Regions from separate parts of the Homo sapiens genome. Here region 1 is linked to region 2. A link is an interaction called in ENCODE POLR2A ChIA-PET data of the cell type or tissue named here. Cell type or tissue: PC-9. All regions are shown on one strand.

What was found. Peaks named below come from ENCODE experiments on the same cell type or tissue, not always from the same donor. Only the 100,000 strongest peaks of a DNase experiment are listed, where the experiment ranks them.
Region 1: POLR2A ChIA-PET joins it to region 2 with 5 read pairs; 3 of 35 experiments call an interaction of 5 or more read pairs at or near these places.

The regions. Positions count from the first base shown.
Region 1 is chr16:30,852,481-30,854,980 of GRCh38, forward strand. It overlaps a transcript of BCL7C not described here. Among named protein-coding and RNA genes, the nearest start is that of MIR4519, 22 kb to the right of the region's middle. In PC-9, no CTCF peak of the experiment used is centred here; a DNase peak (open chromatin) is centred at 1,431.
Region 2 is chr16:30,687,769-30,690,268 of GRCh38, forward strand. No RefSeq gene overlaps it. Among named protein-coding and RNA genes, the nearest start is that of SRCAP, 10 kb to the right of the region's middle. In PC-9, no CTCF peak of the experiment used is centred here; no DNase peak of the experiment used is centred here.

The sequences.
Region 1 (2,500 bases), 160 kb after region 2:
CTTTATAACTTTTTTTTTTTTTTTTTTTTGAGATGGAGTCCTGCTTTGGCGCCCAGGTTGGAGTGCAGTATTGTGATCTCGGCTCACGGCAACCTCTGCCTCCCGGGTTCAAGTGATTCTTCTGCCTCAGCCTCCTGAGTAGCTGGGATTACAGGCGCATGCCACCAGGCCTGGCTAATTTTTGTATTTTTAGTAGAGACGGGGTTTCACCATATTGGTCGGGCTGGTCTCAAACTCCTGACCTCAGGTGATCCACCCGCCTTGGCCTCCCAAAGTGCTGAAATTACATGCATGAGCCACCTCACCCAGCCAAACTTTTAAATTTTTTAAACTTACTCTTTTGTCAATAAGCTCATTAATAAATGTTATTACACTTAGCTTAAAGTACACATTGTACAGCTGTACAAAAATATTTCCTTTCTTTATATCCTTATTCCAGAAGCTTTTTCTATTTTATTTTATTTATTTTTTGATACGGAGTTTTGCTCTTGTTGCCCAGGCTGGAGTGCAAATGGCATGATCACGGCTCACCGCACCCTCCGCCTCCTGTGTTCAAGCGATTCTCCTGTCTCTGCCTCCCGAGTAGCTGGGATTACAGACATGCGCCACCACGCCCAGCTAATTTTGTATTTTTTTCAGTAGAGACGGGGTTTCTCCATGTTGGTCAGGCTGGTCTCGAACTCCTGACCTCAAGTGATCCACCCACCTCAGCCTCCCAAAGTGCTGGGATTACAGGCATGAGCCACTGCACCCGGCCAACTTTTTCTATTTTAAAAAGTATATTTTTCAATATTTTAAACTTTTTTGTTAAAAACTAAGACACACATACACACACACACACCAGCCTAGGCCTACACTAGTCAAGATCATCGAGATCACTGTCTTCCACTTCCACATCGTGCCCCACTGGAAGGTCTTCAGAGGCAATAACACGCATGGAGCTGTCATCTCCTATGATAACACATTCTTCTGGAATCCCTCCTGTAGGACCTGCCTGAGGCTCTTCTTGAGGCACTATCACTCTTTCAAAAAATGTCCATGGAGGTTTGCTTGGCTTCTTTCTTTCTTTTATTTTAATCATACATTTGCTTGTAAACAGATAATGCACCATGAACATATCTCTATTAATGAAAACCGTTCAGTATGGGGGTCCGTGTTTTCAACGTTTTAAGGAGTTTGTTGAGGTCTGCAGCAGCTTCTGCTAAACCCTTCACTGTGAATTTTCTTCTGGGTTTTTCTTCTCCTGCAGTTTCTTTTTTCTCTTGCCTCTTCTTCAGCTATGTATTCCTGTTCCAGTTCCAACAGCTCCTTATTAGTCAATTCCTCAAGAATTACCTCTAGGCGCTCTACCATGTCATCCTCATCCACACCCAGGTTAAAATTATTTGCCACCTCAACCACAGCTTTATTGATTTTTGAAACCTCCTCATCCTTGACAAATACTTTTAAGTCATGGACCAACCTTTTGAGTGTCTTCCTCCAGATGGCATTCATACCGCATGGTGACATCACCCCAAGTCTAAGCAGGGTTCTTGATGAAGTCACAGATGTGTTGCAATCCTTCCAGAATTGTCTCAGTGGCTTCTCAGTGTCTTCCTCAGCTGCAGCAATCACCTGGGCAAAGGTCTCCTCAGGTAATAGGCCTTAAAAGCTGCTATACCTCCATGATCCATTGGTTGAAACAAAGAGGTGGTGTTTGGAGGGGAAAACACCACTTAGATATTGGGATGAATATCACCAGTAAAAGGAGGATGTATGGGAGCCTTATCAACAATAAGCAAAATCTTGAAAAATATATTATTCTCCAAACAGTATTTCTGCATTTCTCTGGCAAAACAATTCAGGATTGCATCTTGGAAGAGGAGCTAGGTCATCCATGACTTCTTATTGCTCCTGTAGTACACTGGCCATGTGTGCTTACTGATGTGCTTCAAGGCCCTGTGGTTCTCACTGTGCCAGATCACAGAGGGTTTCAATTTGTAGCCTACAACATTGTCCCCCAAGGAAGACTGTTATCCTGTTCTTCAAAGCGTTGAAACCTGGCATTGACTTGGCCTCCTTATGGATGAAAGTTCTCTTAGGCATCCATTTTCAGAATAGGGAAGTTTCATCCATATTGAAGATTTTCTCTGGCAAATAATTTTCCTGCACAATCAGCTTATCTACAGTTTCCAAAAATTCTTCAGCTGCCTTCACATCAGCACTCACAGACTCACCACTCACTTTCTTTTTTTTTTTTTTTCTGAGAAACAGTCTCGCTCTGTCACCCAGGCTGGAGTGCAGTGGCATGATCTCAGCTTACTGCAACCTCCGTCTCCCAGAGCGATTCTCCTGCCTCAACCTCCTGAGTGCCTGGGATTACAGGCACGTGCCAACATGCCTGGCTAATGTATTTTTAGTAGAGACAGGGTTTCGCCACGTTGGTTAGGCTGGTCATGAATTCCTGACCTCAAGTGATCCGCCTGCCTTGGCCTTCCAAAGTGCTGGGATTACAGGCGTG
Region 2 (2,500 bases):
CTCTCCAGGAATTAACAAACACATTCTGCTATTTTTTTGTTTTGTTTCCTTTTTTTTTTCTAACAAGACCACAAAACAGAAGGTACTTATTCTACACACCTTTTTTTTTTTTTTTTTTTTTTAGAATGCAGTACTTAATGGTCACTCTTTTGTGAGTCACTTAATGGATCAAGGCTTTTCTTATTTATTGTATGTCATGTGACCTCAGCCAATATTCTCCTTTTGTTGTTGTTGTTTTGTGTTTGTTTGTTTTGAGGTGGAGTCTCACTGTTGCCCAAGGATGGAGTGTAGTGGCGTAATCTCGGCTCACTGAAAACTCAGCTTCCTGGGTTCAAGAATTTTTTTTAATTTTTTTTGAGATGGACTCTCGCTCTGTTGCCCAGACTGGAGTGCAGTGACGTGATCTCGGCTCACTGCAACCTCTGCCTCCCGGGTTCAAGCAATTCTCTGCCTCAGCCTCCCAAGTACCTGGGATTACAGGCGCCTGCCAAGATTACCCACTAATTTTTTTGTGTTTTTAATAGAGACGGGGTTTCGCTATCTTGGCCAGGCTGGTCTTGAACTCCTGACCTCATGATCCACCCGCCTCGGCCTCCCAAAGTGCTGGGATTAGGCATGAGCCACCGTGCCCGGCCGAATAATTTTTTAATTCAAATAAAAAAGTTTGGGCATGCTTACAGTCCCTCCGACAGCAGTGTGTGCACCTAGCTGCCCATACCCTTCCTAGAACTGGGTGTCATAATTACAGTTTCCTTCTCATAAGGTTGGGATGTTTTGGATTCGTGTGTTTGCTTAAGATGTGCTGGGTTCAACCCACGAAGGCTCTGTGCTTGGCTGTGTTCTGAGAAGTTTTCAGTCCTTGTGGAGAGGAGAGGTATTCTAGCACCCTCTCCTAGCCTCCTGGGACCTCAGCCACCCACAACTGCCTTCCAGAGTTTCCTCGCAGAGGTTCCCCAGAAGAGTTATTTGCTAAATCTGTCAACCTTACCACCACATTCCCTTTCTGCTTAAAGATTTCAATCTCCATCACCTTTTACCTAGACTACAGCAGTCACTTAGACTCTTATCCCAACAGTCCGTTGTCAGCACGTTGTATCTGGCCTCTGCTCAAAGCCCTCCTGCTACACTTCACATTCCATCTAAGCTCCTTAGCTTGGTCTTCAAAGCCCTGCCAGATGCAGGCCTGATCCTCTTCTAAGACCGCATCTCCCACTGTTCCCCTTCCCCTGCAGTCTCCTGGTGGGTTCCTGGCAGGATAAGCTGGGTCTAGCCTCAGGGACTTTGTACTTATTATTATTATTATTTTATGAGACAGAGTTTTGCTCTTGTCACCCAGGCTGGAGTACAATGGAATGATCTTGGCTCACTGCAACCTCCACTTCCTGGGTTCAAGCGATTCTCCTACCTCAGCCTCCCAAGTAGCTGGGAGTACAGGTGCTCGCCACCAGGCCCAGCAAATTTTTGTAGTAGAGATGGGTTTTCACCATGTTGGCCAGGCTGGTCTCGAACTCCTGATCTCAGGTGATACACCTGCTTCAGCCTTCCAAAGTGCTGAGATTATAGGCGTGAGCCACCGCGCCCGGCCCCTTTGTACTTATTTACCTCTGCTTAGGATGCTCTTCCCCCAGAGCGTCTCTGTTCAAATGTCACCACACTAGAGAGGCCCTCCCAGACAATCTTGTCTAAAATAATGCCTCTTCTGCCCCTCACCCGAGCTCATCCACCCCACTTCATTTTTTCATAACACGTATCAGCCATTATTATATTTTATTTTATTCATTTATTGAGATAGAGTCTCGCTGTGTCGCCCAGGCTGGAGTGCAGTGGCACAGTCTGGGCTCACTGCAACCTCTACCCCCCAGGTTCAAGTAATTCTCCTGCCTCAGCCTCCCCAGTAGCTGGGACTACAGGCAGGGGCCACCACGCCTGGCTAATTTTTTTTTTTTTTTTTTTTTGAGACAGAGTCTCGCTCTGTCGCCCAGGCTATAGTGCAGTGACGGTGGCACGATCTTGGCTCACTGCAACCTCCGCCTCCCGGGTTCAAGTGATTCTTCTGCCTCAGCCTCCCGAGTAGCTGGGAGTACAAGTGCCTGCCACCACGCCTGGCTAATTTTTGTATTTTTAGTAGAGACGGGATTTCATCATATTGGCCAGGCTGATCTCGAACTCCTGACCTTGTGATCTGCCTGCCTCAGCCTCCCCAAGTACTGGGATTACAGGCGTAAGCCACCATGCCCAGCCAACCATCATTATTTTATATTCACACTTATTTATATGTTTGTTATTTGTCTTCTCCCACCAGGAATGTAAGCTTGATAAAAACTGAAACCTTGAGTGTTTTACTTGTTTGTGTTTCCAACATTATCTCCCCAGTGCCTAGAATAATGCCTGGCACATGGTAGATGGACTCAGATGCTAGACCTGGATTTGACAAGGTGTACTGCACAGCAGTTAAGAGCACAAATGTAGCTGGGCACAGTGGCTCATGCCTGTAATCCCT